Regions from separate parts of the Mus musculus genome. Here all the other regions are linked to region 4. A link is a loop called in an ENCODE intact Hi-C map of the cell type or tissue named here. Cell type or tissue: heart. All regions are shown on one strand.

Region 1 (5,000 bases), 440 kb before region 4:
ATTGTACAAGTAATTCTCTGTTTAGAGAGTAGGTATGGAGGGTGGTAAGGAATTAGGCACATGACTGACTTTGCTATTTTCCCACAGGGTCTGCCCCTCCTTGCAAGACAAGTTCATCTCACTGAAAGGGAATGCATTGGATTTGAAGATACAGGGTAGGTCTCTTTATAGGAATGTGGCATTTGCTGGTAAATTCTGGGCAGTTCTGAGCTTGGTCACAGTGTCTCAGTGAGTTGTGACATTTCCATTAACTAATGTTTTCTTTTGTATGGTGTATACTCTGTGGCTATTATTAGAGTCTTCTAGAATCACAGCCTTCTGGGATATAGTCCCAAATAGTACATTTGGGACCAAATAGTGCATTGTTCTACCATAACACTGAGAGGTAGAAAGCATTGTTTTTTTGTGGTGTCATCAGAGATCTCTCAGTGTACATATTAGGTTTATATGGCATTCCTAGGAGCCCCATGATTGCTCTTTAATGTGGCTTACCTTGTCACTATGTTATTTTGATGCTTAGTTTTTTTTGTTTTGTTTTGGTAGAACCTTAACCTGGTGTGAATGTTACATAAAGATGAGCAAAAAATGATATCTGTATAAGTGGCTTCCTTATAGTATGGCCAAACATTGATAAAATTTAAAAATGCTAAGTTTCTCAAAATCCTGTGTATATTCTGACCACTGCAGTGTGAGTGAGCTAGACTTAGGCCCTGAACTGTCCTCGTTCATCCACAGTTTGGAGACTTCACTGGACCCAGCCTCACTTTTCTCTTTGAAGATGAAGGCCTTTCCCTTGTTCACCTCCTCAGAATGTGTTGAGTATTTATTTGAGTGGAAGTAGGAGACACGAGGACAGGAAATCATTAGTTTCATTGACATGTGAGGCAGTGTTTGATGTGCTAGGGTACAGCAGTGAACCGTGCCACCCTCATGGAACTTATATGTTAGATGATGGGAAGCAGAGATGATGAAGAAGGAAGGCTGCAAGCTACCAGTTAAGGGAAAGGTGATACAGAGGGTTGGAATAAAGGTGATTTTATTGACAGAAGATGGCAAGAAGGGTAGAACTGAGCTCTGCAAGGGAACAGCCAATGTACAAGGACTCAAGTGGGCTATGCTTGGCAGCTTTGAGGAAGAGTAAGGAACAAAGATGGCTGGGTAGAGAGGATAATGAGGTATCGGAAATCAGTGGGGGGGATAGGGATAGGTCCTTATAGGTCATAGAGGGTTATTGGCTTTTCTTCCAAAGAAGGCTTTGCCCTCCATTAGGTTCATCAGGCTCCCTGGGGATGGATACTGTAGTGAAAATATGAACACCCAGGCAGCAGCTCTTACAGTAACTGAGGCAAGATATTGGGGAATGAATAGGTTAAAAGGTGTGCTCTACTTGATTTGTTGAGAGGAGATCAGAAGGATCAGAGGGTTTAAGTGCTGTGATTGAAGCAGGCTGGCTTGGAGGCGTATTGGCATCTGAAGAGTATTCCCAGGGCCCCAGAATTGTTACACAGATGGTCTGACACTACTTCCAGTGGGTCTTTTCCAGCATGTCCTATATAGGTTTGTACTGCTCTGCTCCTGCTGAGGCATAGCCTGGCCTGAGATGGGGTGAAGGTACTGCTCTAACACTGATGCTGGTCCAAAGCTCTCTAACCTTTGTTTATATACTAGATGGCCATGTAAAAATGTGCTAGATACTGCAGAAGATATGGCGAGGTATTCCCTATTCCTCGAGGGGGCTTCAGACTCCATATCTGTAAAATATAGCCTAGACTCACTCACCTTCAAGATGGCATGACAGGAGAATGGGCATGAGAGACATTTGGCTCATCTGGTCTTTTGTGCCCCCACCCCTGCTATGGGGAAAAAAGCCTCAGTATCCTATATGTTCTAAGTGCTGGGATGTCTTGTATCCTCCTCTGTTTGGGTGGGTCTACAGTGATAAGGTTTTTGTGTTCTAACAGAGATGTTGAAGCTAGGCCATGAGCTGATGTTTTGTGCACCAGATGACCAGGATCTTCTAATGGTAAGAAAGGAACCTCTTCTGTCTCTGCAGAGGATGCACATGTTGGGTTTTTTGTTTTTGTTTTTGTTTTTTCTGTCCTGGACTGGTGAGAGAATGGGAGCTCCAGAGCCCATGTGGCTGGCAAGACTGCTTCTCTAGGCATCCCCAGGTTAAGCATTGCAAGAAATCTTTCAGGGAGACAAACAATTGGGACAGCTAATGAATGAACCATTTTTGGTGGGGTTGTATTTCATTATGCTGTTTAGTCTCTCTCTAGATAGGGTTTGCTTTTAAGCAGAGCTGGTTCACAGAGCTTGTCAGCAGCAAGAACAAAGAATTCCCATCTCCTTCCTGCCACTGGCCCCATGTCAGCCTCCCTCACTGTAGGAATGTTTGTTACCTTAGTAAGCCAACATAGATTAGGATAACTTTATCTCCCAAGTGTGTATCCAATGGGCTATGCTTCTCTTGTTTTCTGGTTGGAAGTTGTTACATGGTTCTTTGCTGATACTTTGTGCTTTCTGTTTCTTGTTCAGAATTGCTCTTTCAAGCGCTTTTCTAATGATTACTTGAAGCTGTCAGTTCATTTGCCTTTCTATAATCCCTGTATTGGCATCTAATGAGCATCTTTTCTTGTGCAAGTTGAGGTCTTTGTGGTTTTTCATATGTTGGATGATTGTGGTTTTGTCCTGCTCATGTTGACTGTTACTTGGATTTTGTTAAATTTCATGGAAAGTTAAGATCCATATATTCCAGCAAGCTCTAGGTTTGCTTTAGTTTATGCAGCCAGGACCACCCCTCCTCTCTCTCCTGAGCTTCCACTGTCAGCTCATCTTCTTCCCATCTATCCTGCATGCGCCACCCAGTGGTTGAGCCTGGCTTCACACCTGGCTTAGTAATCAGTCATATGCACGCACAGTCAGGGCTGGTCCAGACTTCCAAAACTGATTTTTGGAGTTATTTTCTTCATCTCTTTCCTCTCTGCCATTCTCCCTCTCCTCTCCTCTCCTCTCCTCTCCTCTCCTCTCCTCTCCTCTCCTCTCCTCTCCTCTCCTCTCCTCTCCTCTCCTCTCCTCTCCTCCTCTCTCTCTCTTTTTCTCTCTCTCTCTCTCTTTCTCTCCTCCCCCCTCCTCTGGTTTGGTTTTTCGAGACAGGGTTTCTCTGTGTAGCCCTGGCTGTCCTGGAACTCACTTTGTAGACCAGGCTGGCCTCAAACTCAGAAATCTGCCTGCCTCTGCCTCCCAAGTGCTGGGATCAAAGGCGTGCGCCACCACTGCCCAGCCTCTCTGCCATTCTCTAAGCTTTTCACTTTCCCAGAGCTGTCCTTTTCTATCCTCCAGCTACAGCCCACTTGCACGACGGATTAAGTAACTATAAGGCAGAAAGGAAAAACTATCAAGAGGTTCCTGGAAAGACACTTTTTATCACTGATCAAAAGACCAATGAAAATTTAAACTGCATAGGCGTGTTCCACTCATGCCATGATATCTAGAGTTAGAAGGAAAAATAGCACAGGATGACAAGGATGGGGAGACGTAGGAACCCTCATATATTCCAGTAGGGACACAAATAATACGGCTACTGTGGAAGACAGTTAATACAGATGTACAGAATTCATTGTGAATGTTCATAGATACCCATTAACTGATGAGGTAATTTTCAAGAAAGAAGACGTTGCTGCCACATGTGACAACATAGATGATGTTTGAGGATGTTATGCTAAGTGAAAAGCAGATATTAAAATGTAGTATAAGGTCATAATAAATTGTCACATATTGTAAGATTCCTTGTGTGTGGACTGTTCTGAAGAGGTGAGTCCATAAAGAAAGATAGGAGTATAGTGATTGCTAGGGGCTCAGGCAGAGGTAAATAAGAAATGACTGTATGACTGTCAGTGGGTTTAGAGTTTGTTTTGGGGGTGTTAGAGATGTTTCTAAAATGTGGCTAGGAGACTTGAAAGATGATTCAGTGGTTAAGAGAACTTGCTACTCTTCCAGAGGAGTGGGTCAGATTCCTAGCACCTATATGGTGGCTCACAACCACTTATAACTCCAGTTCCAAGGGATAGAGTGGCTTTTTTTTGGCCTCCTTGGGTACTTCACTCATGTGGTACACTGATATCCATATAGGAAAACAGACACATAACATAAATAAATTTTTAAAAATTGACTATGATAATGACCTCCTGGCTCCCTGACTATTCTAACAATCACTGCACTATACATTTAAAATTTTTAACATTTAATTTAAGTTAACAGAATTTAACACAGTGAATTAAAGTTAAACAAACAAAAAACACTATAGCCAAGTGAAAAAAAAAACCAACAACAAAGAACATCTAGGAGAACAGCAAGTACAAGAGACCTTGTACTGTGCTTGATGCGTTCAGAAACCTGTCAGCAGACTGGTTAGGGCAGAGTAGACTGGAAACAAGGAAAATGAATAGAGCAGAGTGGGTAGATGTGATTGATGGCCTTTGTAGGCTAGAGGAGGCTTTAGCACATACAGGGGGGTATATTGGGAGCTTGGAGCTGAGGGACATGGATTTCTATTTAGTCTGACAGTGATGGCTGTGGCTAATGTGTGGAGTGGACTGTGAGAGACCTGTTGGCAGGTTACAGCAGTGTCGAGGCATGTAAGGAGATATCTCGAATGGCAGTGGTAGTGGGGAAATTGGAGTAGTGGCTAGATTCAGCCGGACCCACTGGATTTGTTGATGTAGTAAGGTATAGGCAGGGACGACACTCAACAGTCACTCTCTAGAAATATCTGGAGAATGAGTTCACAAAGACTTATACCTTATCATATCTCTAGACCTTTCCAGAGTGTGATTATTAGTCTTGCCCTTTGCTGGAGAGTAGAGAGGAGACAGATAGGGTATGGTATAGTGATGGGCTTCAGTAAGGTGGCCACAGAGCAGCCTGCTGGAGGCCAGCATGTACACTTGTACATGTACATGGTCTTGTACAGCCTGGATCCTGGTAATCCAGAAGGGTCA
Region 2 (5,000 bases), 1.4 Mb before region 4:
TACTTGGAAAAAATGGTCTTTACAGATGTAGTTAAACTAAGGATTTCAAGCCAGGCATAGTGGTGCATGTCTTTAATCCCAGCACTTAGAAGGCACAATCTCTGCGAATTCAAGGCCAGCTTGCTCTACATAGTAAGAACCTGTCTCACAAAAATCAAGGCTCTCAAATTGAGATCACTGCAAGTTATATAGGTGGGCCATGAGCCCAGTAACAAGTACCTTATTACTCAACTAGATTGATATAACCACAGGCCAAGAAACAACTGAGCTACCCACAACTATAAGACACATGAAGGATACTCTTGTACAGCTTGCAGATGAAGCATAACCTTGTTCACCTTCTGGTTTTATTCTCCTGGCCTCCAGACCTGTGAGATATCAATTTTCTGTTCTTTTAAGCCACTTGGCCTGTGGTCACTTCTTACAGGAGTCAAGAAAACACAAACACATGATAAAAGAGACTTCAGGAGACCACATTGTACCTGAAAAGTGTTCACTGGGGATAGAGACCTCTTGTGACTTCTTTGCTCTAAGAAGTGTGAAAGTGTGAACTGGGGTGTCCGAGACACATGACCCCTGATCTGCTTATGCTGGCTTTTAAACCAGAGAATATGCAGGACAATACTAACCTGGAGACCTTGTAAATCCTGCCTCATACTGACAACCAGGAAGAGAATGATCTCAATGCAAGTTTCCAGAAGTGGGCTTTCAATAAGGGAGACCTCCTGTAACACTGGGGAATATTGGCTATTTATACTAAAGGTGTTGCTACCCATAGGTCCATCTGCCTGAGCCCACACAACTGACCCTCCCCACTTTTTCACCTACTTTCTTCCTTCAGGTTCCAGAAAAGCCTTCTCTGCTGGTGACTCACTCCCTCAAAGGCTGATGCTGCTCAGGCCCTTTTCCTGAGTCCCCACTTCTTCACGTTGAGGAACTTTGGGACTTCTTTCTTAACTGCATTCACCCCTGCAGTAATTCCATCCGGTCTCATGGCTTTTAACCCAAATCTTAATGTTGATAATATCCCAAACAGTTCTCATTCCTAAATTCCAGATATTTATAAAACTACTTGGATGTCTAGAAGTCTTAAAAGAAGTTGGAGAGATGTCTCAGCTATTAGGAGCACTCAGTGCTCTTCCAGAGAGCCCAAGTTCAGTTCCCAGCACCCATGTTGGGCAACTCACAACCTTTTGTAACTCCAGCTCCAGGGGATTAGAAACTCAAAGGGAAGGGATCTAGAAGAGACTGTTTAAAAAAATATTGAAGTATGGGCAAGGGAGACAGCTCAGTGGATAAAGGCCCTTGCTATGCAAGCCTGGAGACATGAGAACATATAAAGGTGGAAAGAAGATAGCTGACTCAATGTTGTCCTCTGAGCTCTACACATTCTAGCCATGGCACCTGTGCTCCCTGTACAAATCATACATCATGCATGCATGTGGGGGGCACACACACAAATAGTAATTTTTGTAGCATGCCAATTATGTCTCAAGAAAGCTGTTATTGAAAATCGCAATGGGTGGAGCAAGAGAGATAATGGTTCAGGGATTAAGAGCACTTGTTGTTGCAGATGTGGCTCACAAACATCTGTAACTCCAATCCAAGGGGATCTGAAACCTTCTTCTGACTCCCTTGGGCACTAGGAAAGCATAGCAAAGCACCTATACACATAAAATAACATCTTCTGTAGAAAAGAAAATAATCATGGTAAAGGATTGTAATGGGGTGTGGATTAAAGTTAACTATGAGCTGATAGTCACAGCTAAGAAATGTGTACATGGAATTTACTATATTATTATTTCTACTTTTGTACATTTTAAATTTTTTCAGTAATTCAAGGCTGACAGCGCTATCATCTTTCACCTGCATTACTGCAATAATCTCTTTACGGGTCACCATGCTTTGCCTTTTCAATGGCCCTTTGCAGTTAATTGGCCCCACTGGGGCCAATTACCTCAAAAATAACTCAAACTACTTCTCTTCTCTACCATGAACTCTTTCAGAGTTTCCATTTCTCCTAGTGTTAAAAAGCAAAGTCCATACAACAGCCTACAAGATCCTATACCACCTATACTCCCTTCCTTCCTCTCCACCAACTATTCTCCCTTGCCCTCTCTGGTCCTTCCTTTTTCCTAGGAAATGCCAAGACAACACATTCCTTCTCAGGTCAGATAAATGTTATGAGGACAGGCAAACAGATTACTATGAATCATTTGCAAAGTAAACTGAGGTGCAGAAGGTAAGACCTTTAGTTGTGAAGGTACACGTGAAAACTTTTTAAAGACTTCAAATGCACTCAAGTTTGATAAACAGCCTAGCCTGATGGCGAACACCTGTTGCTCTAGCACTCGAAAGGCTGAGGCAGAACTTTGAGTTCGAGGTCTACCTGGCCTACAGTGCAAAACGTGTTTCAGAAACAGTTTGATCAACAGAAAATGTCTGCTACCTAAAGAGTTCTAGCACTAGGGGCCAAGCCCTTAGGCGACAGCTGCAGTGAAGGGAAGGGCAGATTCAATCCGACTAGCCTAAATAATCTGGGTAGCGAATAATTAGAAGCTTGCGGCAGAACAAACTGGGCCTAAGGTGGGGGGAAGGGTGTGGACCTCTGGAGTCTCGGAAGCTACGAAACAGCCACCGATGGAGCCCTGTCTTTGGAGAAGAGGACCACACCTGTCAGCAGAGTCGGCCAGAAGTGAAGAGGGCAGGAGCAGAGGGATCCGACCGCTCCGACAGAACCGGAGCTCCTAGAAAGTCCTAGTCAGGCGGTCACCCTTCCCTTCTCTGCAGTGGAAAACTCCACTTCCGGCTTCCGGTGTCGTAAGTGCGGGATCCGGAAGTAAAACACAGACTCAAAGGCTTGGAGATTAACCAGTGAATCAAAACCCCAAAGTGCCATACTCTGTTCCAAAGAAAAGTCTTAGATCGCCAGCCTGCGTCGGCCAGCAGAACACCAGAGCTCTCCTCACTGATAAACATCACACACTTATACACACACTTTTTTTTTGAGACAGGGTCCCATAAGACCAGGGTCTCGAACTCAGAGATCTACCTGCCTCTTTTTTCCCGTCTGCTAGGATTAAAGTAGTGCGTCACCACGCCCACACTCGCCCCTACCCCATTTTCAAGGCACCGCATCCGCACTAAAACACCCAAGTTTCAGTCTGGTCCTGCTACTGGGCTCTCTGCCGCTGGGCCCCCACCAAGGAAAAAGCCTAGAGGAAGCTGCGAAAGTCCAGCTCCGAAGCCAAACTAGCAGCTAGGGAAGGCGTGGCTATGCTGCTAACGGAAGTGGGGTCATCCGGGAAGGTGCAGGGCCTCGAAGGTCCAGCGGAAAGCTAGGCCATACATAATGGCTGGGTGACACAGGAGACGGGGACCCAGGAGAACTGTGTGGAGCTGCACTTATGACAAGACTTTGCGATCTCGAAATTGTAGGGGCAGCGGCATCGGGGAAGGCCAAAGGGCGGGGCTGGCCAGGGATGCGCGCGCATCTCCTCCTGCAATGATAGACTAGCCCGAAGCTCCTCCCCTCCTGCCTCTCCTGAGGCGGGTCAGCTCAGTCAAAGCACACGCCCTCTTGCGTTAAATGGGCCAGCGAAGCTTAGCCCCCGGAAACTGGCTGTGCGCTACAGATCTGTGAACGTGTTTGGCAGCGGCAACTAAACTCAGGTAAAGGGGTGGTCTGATGGCATGTCGGTGGAGGGACATGCTTCACGCTTGTACGCCGCGAGTCCCTTTGATGCGCGCTAATCTACAAGTTTTTAACCCATCCCTTTGTATCCCGCACTTTCCCCGCATTGGGCCCATGAGGACTAGACCTTTAGAAGAGAAGGGACTTTCGGGGATCACCCAACTGGGCCAGAAGAGAGCCGGAGCTGAACTCCATCATCTGCACAATCAAACGTGCTCAGTTCATTGTGGAGTTTCTGGCAGACACCCGAGTACGATACGATGGTCCCATATACAGAGTGTGATGCCGTAACCAGATTTTATCTAGCTGCCCACAGTGGATGTCCTAGGTGAATTATATTAAAGCTTTAGTACTTTCGTAATGTACAGCCCCTAGCGAAGGCAACTTTGGAGGTTATGGCTGGAGCTCAGAGGCAGCAGTTTCTGAATCTCCGAATGCATGTATGCTCGCGCGCGCGCGCGCGCGCGCGCGTACACACACACACACACACAGAGCATTCCCGGCCAGTGGTTTTAGTAATCGTCACCAGCCTGGTGAGAACCCAAAAGACCCTTGGATAAGGTTAAGTTGTCAATGCTCTTTCGTTCTCCTACCATATCAATGAGTCTTTTCTTCCACCAGAAAACATCATGGCAGAGCAGGTGGCCCTGAGCCGGACCCAGGTGTGTGGGATCCTGAGGGAAGAGTTGTACCAGGGTGATGCCTTCCACCAAGCTGATACACACATATTTATCATCATGGGTGCATCGGTGAGTCTCCCTTCAGGCCCCGAGTCTAAAAGATGAAATATAGCCTTGTGCAAGGCACTTCTCTCTCTCTATCTCAACTTTCCCAATTGACGGAACTGCTGAGGTACCCACAAGTTCTACTAGGTTGAACTCTATGGCATATACTCCACCTGTGTGTCCTGATCATCACAGCAGTACCTGATATACATGTACTTGTGTCACATCTCAGAACTCTGTGCTGAGCCATTGAGTGGAGACCAGACTTGGACCATCACAGGTGCTAAAGCACCACCCAGTAGCACTTCTTCCTCCTGGATGAAAAAAAAAAACTGATGTGCAATCAGGGAAAATTCTGATTTTAATGAATCTGTAATTTGAAAAATATTACTGTTAATTTCAGTGGAAGAATCTGAGGTCCTGCCTCTCCCTCTTTTCTTTCTACGGCATGAAGTTCCCTAGGGATAAACACCTCCTCTTTGCCATATCTTCCAAAGCCTACTGCAAATTTCTGTTCATCCCACCTAGTCCCAGCTCTGTTAGGAAAAACTGAAGAACAGAAGCAGTCAGAGGGGTGTTGT
Region 3 (5,000 bases), 490 kb before region 4:
CAGACTCGTATTGCACAGTGTTTCTTTAATTGAGAGACAACTGACCTCATAAGCAGCACTCCCTCTTGCTGGGTGCAACTGACCATCACCTCCTACCACATCAGGGACCCAGGGGTGAGGGAGGGGACCTAGCCATCTTGGGGAGAGAGCAGGGGCCAATGCAAACTGGTTCTGGCGGCTCTGATGGCCTGCTGAGCCTCTCCAGGGGCTAGGAAGCTCCTTGATCCTCGTCTTGATAGCAGAGTATGAACCCTTTCCTGGACAAAATGGACAGGATTCTGGGCCTCCACCTTCCAGCTTCCTCCAGGGTTGGGGGGTCAAGTTCTGGGTAGGGCAATCAGGAAGATAGTTGCCCCATATTTGTTTGTGGAGGGACTGGCTAGAGACCTGTGAAGCAGAAAGCAGCCTGGGGCAGATGATCCGTGTGTGTGTGTGTGTGTGTGTGTGTGTGTGTGTGTGTGTGTGTGTGTGTTGTCAGAGAGAGACAGATACAAAGATAGAGAGATACACAGAGACAGAGAGACAGAAATAGAGACAGACAGAGATATAGGCAAGGAGATACAGAAAGAGACAAAGATGGAGAAATATGACCTAGGTCCAGAGATGGAAGGGGACAGGTCAATAACTCCAGAAGGAAGAAAAGTGTCAGGAAGCATAACAGGGTTGGAGAGAGGGAAAGATCCAGGAGTTAGTACAGCCAGGTTGTAGCTGGGATTGACAGGTAGTGAACTTGTTGAAGAGAGAACACCAGAGGATAAGGGCAGCAAGCAGAGCCCAGGAGAGCTGGAAGTCAGACATGAGCAAGGAAGAGGAGGAACACATGCCTGGATGGAACAATGGCGGTGGCAGTGTGCTCTATCCATCTTTCCTAGCCCCTCTTGCCAAAAACATCTGAGTTTCAGGATGAGCAAGAAGAAAGATTTATAGGGAGTCTCTGAGTGGACATGGTTGATGAATGTTAAATTTCAAAGGTTGAGGGGAATGGGTGAGAGGGCCAGGCCATGTGCATATATGCATGCTTAGGAGTCAGGGGGAAGCTGTGGTGGGGCAGTGAGTTAATATTGGGGAACAAAGGTGTTGCTTCTTCATCTGGCTATGTTCCTCAGAGACTCTCACCAAGGCCACCATGGTGGCAACCACTGCCTCTACTTCTTATAATTTCCAAATTGGATGGCCAGGCGGTCAGTAACGCAGCGGAAGGTGGCAGGCTGCACTTCCCAGTAGGGCACAGGGTTGTTGAAGAGGCTGATGCCATTATAGTAGGCCCTCTTGACTCCGAAGCCCATAGGACAGAAGTCATTGATGCCCACCTTGGTGATGTTGTTGGAGTGCAGATAGACAACCTGGGGGCAGAGGGAATGTATCTGAGGCTTTTGTCCAAGGATCAGTGACCCAGAGCCATCCCAATCTGTCCTAGCCTGGGTAGTTGCTGTAAGTTGTAGGCAAGATGGAGAGTAGAAAGGTCAGGCCTGCCTTCACATCGGACCCCATCAATCACTTCTTAGTGTCATTTCATAGTCACCCTTTGAAGGTGATTCTTCTCAGGGTTGAGAGGAGGGCATACCGGAGTATGTTAGTGGGTGTAAGCTCTGATTAGGGCACAGGTATTTGGCTGGACTCAGGTCAGGATGAAGGGCTCAAGTGCAGTGTATAAACGAGTGGTGAGTTGGGATGGGTGGGGTGGAGGCTGTGTTTGGTAGAATGATGCTGTAAAACAAAGCAAACTTTGATTCTGACATGATATCTGTGTAGGAAAGACAGTGCCGAGCTAGAGAAAGTATCTAAGGAGCTAAAGAGATCTGCAACCCTGTAGGTGCAACAACATTATGAACTAACCAGTACCCCGGAGCTCTTGACTTTAGCTGCATATGTATCAAAAGATGCCCTAGTCGGCCATCACTGGAAAGAGAGGCCCATCACACACACACAAACTTTATATGCCCCAGTACAGGGGAACGCCAGGGTCAAAAAAATGAGAATGGGTGGGTAGGGAAGTGGGGGGGGGGAGGGTATGGGGGACTTTTGGGATAGCATTGGAAATGTCATTGAGGAAAATACGTAATAAATTAAAAAAAAAAAAAAAAAAAAAAAAAAAAAGAAAGACTGTGCCTTAGGTTAGGAGCTCACTGGTGATAGAAAGGTTACTGGCCACTAGAGGGTGCTCTTAGCCTGGTATGGGAAGTGCTGCCCTAGAAGAGGATGAACGTGCTTTCTACCATTATGAATGGATCTGAGCTTAAACAAACAAACAAACAAACAAACAAACAAACAAACAAACAAATAAATAAATAAATAAAAAACAAAACAAAACATAAATAAAATTGAGGTCCAGAGTAAGGTTGGGAAAGACCTAGTTTGCTCATGTGTTTGGAAGCTAAGTCAGGGAAGGAGACTCCCCTTTTCCAACCACAAACACGAAGCAGACACTGTTCCACTGAGGCCTGGATGAGTACATGAGACCCAAAAGTGAATCTAGGTCTTATTCTGCTCTCTACCCTGTGCCCCTTTATAAAGGGAGACAGGAGATCCAGGCAGTTAAGAGGCTGGTGCAGAGAATGGACCTTCTACAACTCCCCATCTAGTCTTGGAGAACCAGCTCTCACCTGGAGGAGCTTGAGATCTGGGAGGCCAGCAGGCACCCGGGACAGCTTGTTGTTGTCCAAGTGAAGTTCCCTCAGGGTAGGCAGAAAACTCAGGCTCCCATTCTCAATCATCCGAATCTGATTGTGACCTAAGCCCAACCTGAAGGTAAATGAATTAGAGGTCGTCAGAGGCTGGGGGAGAGGAGGACTCTGGGATAGAGCACAGGGACCTGGGTGCCACCCTATAACCTGCCCCATTTGCTAATGGATCCCTGCATCCCCCAAGGGCTGCCTCAACCCCACCTGTACAGCTTGGAGTATCGAAGTAGGTCCTCCAACTCAATAGCCTGGATTTTGTTGTGGTCCAGGTGAAGTTCGTTCAGGGTCTCAGGGAGATCTACCCAGAAGAGAACATGCTGGGAGGTAAGTGCAGGGTCTGGGGCAGATAAAAGGCCCATTCTCTGCTCAAGTACACTGTGCAAGGCCCATCAATGCTTTTGGAGGTTGGGTATTGACACTCTCCTACCTTTGGGGATGCCAGTGAGCTTGGCCTCTGAGATGCGCAGGTAATTGAGCTTCAGGCCATCAAAGGCTCCTGGTTCAAAGCCACTGTTCTCCAGGGGATTCCCGCCCATCTCTAGGAGAGAAGTCCTGTGAGCCCTGAAGCCAATCTCCACCAAAGCCTGTTCTTTTCTGGACTGCAGCTCTGCTGATTGCTTGCTCTTCCCACTTCCATAGAAAGCAGGTTGTGAATTTGCACCGCTAACTACAAATTCCAGCTGTTCTGCATGACTAGCTCAAGGCCTCTGCCACTATTCTTGGTCTTTGGGAGTTGGGAAGCAAGAGGAAACTGTGGGGACCCAGAAAGCCATCCAACGTTTGCTGCTGTGGTGGTCCACTGCCCTTCTCCCTTTCTCTCTCAGTCCAGTCGGTGTCCTATACCTTCCTTTTACCCATATTGTTTTTTTTTTTTTCCAGAAACATACTGGTCTTTTTTAGACTATATTTGAGACTCTTTCTTCAACCGAGCCTTTATAGCCACCACAGTCTTTTTCTTCATGTCCCAAAACAAACATCTGGAACATTCTGAGGCACACAGGGCTTTTCCATGACTACATGGACCCAGCTGCCCTGGCTGAAAGAGATATCCTCTACCTGTCTCCTTTATGCCTGATGCTAAGGTACAGACTAGTCTCACCAATGCAGTTCATGTTCCGGAGCCCGCTGAACACGCCCTTGGGCACTTTGCGGATACGGTTGTCATGGATTCGTAGTTCTACCAGGGAGCTGGGCAGGTTGGGAGGAATCTCCACCAGGTGGTTCTTGGAGATGTAGAGTTTTTGCAGCTTCCGCAGAGGGCTAAAGGCCTTCTCATGGATCTTGGAGATCTTATTGTTTACCAAGACCAGGGCCTAAAACGGGGCAGGCAACCAGGGTGAGCACCCCAGCCCCCCACTCCACCTCCCCTCTCCTCTGCCTCCTGAACTTGCTACTGATGGCACTTGGGAAACATCTGAACCTTTAATGGTCTCATGGAGATCAGTATGTGTTGGTGAGTAGAGTGTAGGGCAAGGAGCTGAGGTTAGCTCCAAGCTGCCCTGGTAATGCCATCACTGCCTAGCATACTTTGCTAGACAGTTTCTCTAAGAGCTATGATGGAATACACTTTCTGTGTTGTTCAGATGAGTCAACAAAACGTAAAGATTTCTGTCAAAAAAAAATGGGACCTGACAGATTTCGTCTTGTACCCATACATATAATGCATGGTTTTGGGCGTTCTCATTACAGCCAGCTCTAGACTTATCTCAGGACTCCATCGGTTCCCACCCCTCTTCCCAACCTCATTTGTGAGTACCCTTCTTCCAAGTCATAGGAACATCAAACTCCTCCTGGCTCCTCAGAAAAGGCAGGAGGCAGGAGGAGGCTTACGTAGAGGTGCTGGAGGCCTTTGAAGTCATCCTTGCGAAGCTCAGAAATGTCATTGTTCTGCAGGTCTAGCAGTGTGGTGTCAGGTGAGATCTCCTTGGGCACAGTCTTCAGACCTGGGGGCCAGCATCATCACCAGCATAAGCCTGGCTCATCCAGTCTGTTGTCACAGCTGGTGTAAAGGGGGTGGGTACATACATGCATATGGACACACACAGACACTGGGAGAAATGCAGGGACTCTGAGCACCCTCATACACCTCAGCCTGTGGTGACTCAACCTCCCCACTCCTACAGTTTTAAACCCATCTCACAGGGTAGCAAATGTATTCTTTTTAGTAAGGGCTCCCAGGCAGGGCCTGTGCTTCTCTGTACACTCTTAGCCTAAGTGCTTAGTGACTCACCCAAGTCAGAGCACTGAACAACCCGCAGGTGGCAGTGGCAACCGAAAGGACACATGGCACTGAAGGTAGGTGTGACAGAGTCCAGGTCG
Region 4 (5,000 bases):
CATGTACGCTCTGGGAAACAGACTTGCCTCTTGCCTCATGCACCAAGAAACATGCAGACTTCTTATGTTGATCACAGTCCCATTCCAACATCTCAAACCCGAGAAAGCAGTCAACACCGCCCCAGGACCAGGGTATCAACATTCTGAGCACATTCAGAGAACCCAGGCAGTGGCCTGGAGTAAGAAAAACAAGCTACCGCACTGACATAAACAGCTCGAGCTACATCTGAGGCCATCGAGGAGGGTATGTCTTCCTCAGTTTGTCTGCAATGTCCTCTCAAAGGTGGGGGCCACAGGAAAGACAGTAGAAGGTGTTGCACTCATCTCTCATCACTACTCCTGTCTCTTTATTTTATCATCTTAGAACCTCCCTGCAGTGCTCTGGGAACTCCTGAGGTAAGGACAGAATAAAAACCCATTATCAGTGACTACCATCCCTGGGAGGCTCTAAGCTGGCAGAACAAAAAGAATGTGCGATGGCCATGCTTTTCAGGGACTAGGTTGTAAAACTAATTGAAGTTTTCAGCCTCAGGTAAGAGGATACTAAACTCCTCTGCTGGTTCCAGCTCTGCCAGGAAGTAGTGCTGAGTAAACAGAGGCAAGGTTCTTCAGAAAGAGCCGCTCGGAGGCAGGGCAATATGGGGAAACCCTGGGCCTTGAAGCAGGGCAACTGCAGTTTCAGCTGTAACCTTTATAGGTCATGAAAAAGATATTGGTCAAACCCTCACAGGATGCCTTTCTGTGCACTATAACATCCTGAAGGGAGTATCTTAATTTCTTGCCACTCGGCCTCAGCTACTGCTAAACTGGAGTGGGGAGAGAGAAGGAGGCCCATAGGATGTGATATCTGTTGAATTCTCTGAAGCCTTCACAGACTCTGGTAGCTTAAGGCAACCACTGCCAATTTTTGACCTAACTACATACTGCACAAGAAGACAATGCCACTTTCTACGCAATGTAATCTGCTGCCTGACCACAGTTGCCAGCACTGAGTACATGTCTAACACTCACCTTCGTGTGTCAAATACAAACTAGAAAAAATCCACACTTGCAACACAACAAAGAAGAAAACAATCTAAGTCTTAGATTTAACATGTGATACCAAAACTTTGAAGGAAAAAGGTAAGACGGTGTGCTATCAAATGACTGAATAAACAACAAAAAAAAAAATTGGCAGAACTTTATCTATCTTGAAGGTTTTATAAAGGTAGCATTTGATTACTGAGGCTATGGAGCACTCACAAAAAGGGACCTATCATGACTGCCCTCCGAAGGACCCAACAAGCAGCTGAGTCAGATGCAGATATTTGCACCCAACCAATGGACAGAAGCAGCTGTCCCCTGTTGTTGAATTAGGGAAGGCTGAAAGAAGCTGAGGAGAAGAGCGATCCTGTAGGAGGACCAGCAAGTCTCAATTAATCTGGACCTCCAAGATCTCTCAGACACTGGACCACCAAACAGGCAACATACACCAGCTGATATGAGGCCCCCAACACACATACAGCAGAGAACTTCCAGGTCTGTGTTCATTCAGAGATGATGCACCTAACCCTCAAGAGACTGGAGGCCCCAGGGAGTTTAGAGCTCAGGTGGGGTGGGGTAGAGACATCCACGTGGAGACAGAGTGGGGTGGGGAGGAGGTATGGGATATGGAGCAGTTGGAGGGTGGATGGGGGGAGCAGGGAATGGAACATGGAGTGTAAAAAATAAATTAAAAGTAAAATAAAATAAAATAAAATAAAGAATAAATGTAGCATTTGATAATATTTTGTACACACTCCTCAGTGTCCTGCATGCTTTACATATGTAAACCCATTTAACTCTTTGAACTGTCTATGGTGGAAACTATTTCCATTATTGTTCATGTAAGAGCTGAGTGATCCAAGGGTCCCATAAAGTTACCTTGGGCTTAAATTCAAGCTCAAGAATCCCTGCATTTAGTCCACTTTGCACAATCAAATGAACACTGGGTAAAGCTCCTAAGGCTTCTGACATTTACATTAACTTTGTCACCTGGGTCTGTCCTCAAGCCCATCAACCACTGTTTATCAAAGGAAAGGGGACTATCCTTGGGTTTGGTCACTCCTAAGTAGGCTACTGTAGTCAACCGCCCTCTGACATTACTAGTAGGGGGATGGGTAACGGGAGTGCACTGGCGCAACAGGGACCATTTGTGATCCTCCAGCGCCATCTCGTGGCTGGAGCTAGCACTGCCTCAGGAGGAGCCCCTTAGAAGCTGGTCTCTGGAGCAGCCATTTTGTACTCTCCTTTCATAGCGGGCACCTCAGCCTGAGCTAGCGGCTGCAGGAAATGGCCGCGCGAGTAGGTGTATTCTTACCCTGGAGCTGGCTAGCTTACTCATGCGCATGCGCCCCCTCCCCCCTTCCCTCCCCGCCCCCCCCCCGCAGGAGCGATCCAAATCTGCCTGCGCAACAGAAATCTGCTGCAGTCACGGGTGCATGCGTCCGTATTCGTGGTGCCTGTCTGCGGCAGTCTGACTAGATCTATGCTGACACACTCCTCAGTGTGTGTGTGTTCCCCCAAGTGAACATAAGTTGCTAGAGCAAGGCTTGTCAATATTAATATTAACGTTTTTGTCTGGATAATAATACTGTGTGTGTTGAGAATGAGGCACTAATATCACCTGTCACTATAGGTCGTTTAGCAGCATCCATGATTTTTAGCCTTTAGAAGCCACCCTCGGTTGTGGCAACCCAAAAAATCTTCGGTTACTACTGTATGACGCAAGAGGGTAGGGGTGGGCAGGACAAACCTCTGATTGAGAGCTGCCATCTCCAGTGTATACTGGAGAAGAGAGGAAATTGAAATGCTTAAGAAAAACGCTGGAGACATACCTTCAGGAAATTAAACAAAAATCTCAAGAACTCTTGTTATTAATATTTCCCCAGATGAAGGGCTAGAAAGATGGTTCAGCAGTTAAGAGCAGTGTGTACTCTTTAGAAATCTTAAGTTTTATTACAAGCACCCACATACAGCTAGAAACAATCTCTAACTCTAGTCTCCGAGGATCCACTGTCCTCTCTCTACTGGCCACCACTGACGTGGCAAATGGGTGGTGTGCAAAAACATACATGTGCAGGCAAAACACTTATACATATAATTTTTTTAATTTAAATGGGAAAAAAAACAATCCAAACATAGCCAGTTATTAAACAGTGTCATCAGAAATGTTTGCTTTGATTTTTCAAACGGGTAAATATTAGAGCAATGTTACTATCTGGGCCTGAGCTCTGCAGTAGGGCAGATTTAGAGTTTATTCCTATTTGCTCATCACATGTGTGGACCCAAGTTTTCTCCTCTATCAAATTGCACAATCAGAAATCTTTCTTGGCTTGGGGAATAACACCAGATTAAGTACACCAGCTGGAAGGAGACATTAGCCTTCAAACACATTTCATCAACTAGCTTGCTCAAGTTTCTCAGAAGGTTTCTCCTTGAGGCTGTTCATTAGCTCTCAGCTACCACGGGTATGGTTTTGGATAAATCACTTAACCTGTTTGTTTCCCCATTTACCCATCTCACAGGGTTATTGAGGCAACTGTAAAGTACATAAAAACAACATACTGTAGCTATCATCAGCTATTATTTTCCTCAGTTCTAATCGTTAGTAAAATTTAAAAGAAAAAAAAAGGTGCATAACAAGGCCTGTAGCTTACAGATCCATTTTCCACACCACCTCCCAGCATATGATTTAATGTAAAAGGTGACTGTAGTGTGGTGTTAAAATTCAAATACCTATTCATCTTTAAGTCTATAAACCACAGCCGTTCTTCTTTGGATTAAAACCTGATAAAATTTCATTATATGGAACACGGCCCTGATCCAGTCTCCTCACTCATTAGTCTTCAACTACTCTATGCTTTGGAACATGTTAAATCCTAGGTCCTGATAAGAGATCCTGTCTCACAAAACACGATGTATGGTGCCTAAGGAATGACACTAGAAGTTGATCTCTGGTCTTGACACACATGCGCATACACAAACACACAGACACACATAAACACACACACACACACACACAGGAGCATACCCATGTGAACATACACACAGACATGCATACACATGTACACCCACATATACATACAAAATCAAACTTCAAACTAGTATAAGTGAGATAACTGTAACAGACTGCACTAAATCCTACAAATCTAGAAAGATACTTCATGTTATTTTGCAAATGAGTTTAAGGTTTAGCTTCATGTAAAACAAATGGAAGGATGATGCCAATGAACAGTCCAAAAGAAAGCCACCAGAGCCAGACTAGATCAGATGTCTTCTACAATAGCCAATAGCACTCTGAAACAGTTTGCAGCACTGTGGTACAGGAGAAAGAAAAGGCTGGATAGGGAGTCCCCACTGCCATGCAGAACTATAGGAGCTAGAGACAGGGGTTTCGGCTTAATTTCAAGGAAGTAGAGAGCCATTGAGAAGTTGAAAGAGGGGGATAAACACATTGTGGTTTATTTGGGAAAGATCTTTCTGATGCCTGCAAAGATAGCAAAAAGTTACATTAGTAGCAACTCAAAGAACCGAGTCCCTGGCCTAATGGCCTTTCCCAGACCTCTTCAAAACAGAGATTACCGAGGTGGGGCCTACTTTATCTGTCTCCAGGCACCCGCTGCAACTAGGTAGATTAGTGAGAAAATGAACCTGCTGCTGGGAGAACCAGCTGGGAAAGCACCTAGAAAAGTGTCCTCAAGGGATGGATCCACGTGGGGTGGACTTCAGGAGGTCATGAGGATGGGCTGGCCCTTCAGCAGTTTCAGCTCTCTTCAGACCAACAATAATAATAATAAAAAAAGTGACAGTTCTACCAATTCCAACATGGTTCCAAACTAAAACAGAGGCATCCCTGGAGACAAAGGCTACTTATGCAGATGAGTATGTGGGGAAGGCAGACTTTGTAAGAAGGCAGAGATTCCTCTATTATTAGGTCATTCATTAGTCTGTTATTGTTTTTTGTTTTTCTGCCTTCCCCA

What was found. Peaks named below come from ENCODE experiments on the same cell type or tissue, not always from the same donor. Only the 100,000 strongest peaks of a DNase experiment are listed, where the experiment ranks them.
Region 1: it touches region 4 in a loop (3-fold over the local background); 2 of 42 quality-filtered maps call a loop at or near these places.
Region 2: a loop joins it to region 4, with 4 times the contacts of the local background. A loop is called at or near these places in 2 of 42 quality-filtered maps.
Region 3: it touches region 4 in a loop (5-fold over the local background); 4 of 42 quality-filtered maps call a loop at or near these places.

The regions. Positions count from the first base shown.
Region 1 is chrX:73,450,022-73,455,021 of GRCm38, reverse strand. It overlaps Haus7 (HAUS augmin-like complex, subunit 7), which reads left to right. Exons shown (of 10, transcript NM_028633.3): 3 at 88-155; 4 at 1,962-2,023. Among named protein-coding and RNA genes, the nearest start is that of Haus7, 6.5 kb to the left of the region's middle. In heart, a CTCF peak has its summit at 2,858; no DNase peak of the experiment used is centred here.
Region 2 is chrX:74,427,495-74,432,494 of GRCm38, reverse strand. G6pdx (glucose-6-phosphate dehydrogenase X-linked) reads left to right here and starts at 3,615. Exons shown (of 13, transcript NM_008062.3): 1 at 3,615-3,672; 2 at 4,316-4,443. The coding sequence starts at 4,324. Ikbkg (inhibitor of kappaB kinase gamma) reads right to left here and starts at 2,814. Exons shown (of 10, transcript NM_010547.2): 1 at 2,674-2,814. In heart, a CTCF peak has its summit at 3,575; DNase peaks (open chromatin) are centred at 2,814 and 3,514; H3K4me3 peaks cover 2,659 bases; H3K27ac peaks cover 1,871 bases.
Region 3 is chrX:73,490,942-73,495,941 of GRCm38, reverse strand. It overlaps Bgn (biglycan), which reads right to left. Exons shown (of 8, transcript NM_007542.5): 2 at 4,912-5,000; 3 at 4,512-4,624; 4 at 3,781-3,994; 5 at 3,109-3,219; 6 at 2,886-2,979; 7 at 2,604-2,742; 8 at 6-1,343. The coding sequence ends at 1,146. Among named protein-coding and RNA genes, the nearest start is that of Atp2b3, 9.6 kb to the left of the region's middle. In heart, a CTCF peak has its summit at 2,158 (motif pointing right); no DNase peak of the experiment used is centred here; H3K27me3 peaks cover 706 bases.
Region 4 is chrX:73,005,523-73,010,522 of GRCm38, reverse strand. The region is part of intron 12 of Zfp185 (zinc finger protein 185); the gene reads right to left. Among named protein-coding and RNA genes, the nearest start is that of Mir2137, 16 kb to the right of the region's middle. In heart, a CTCF peak has its summit at 2,199 (motif pointing left); a DNase peak (open chromatin) is centred at 2,222; H3K4me3 peaks cover 715 bases; H3K27ac peaks cover 581 bases.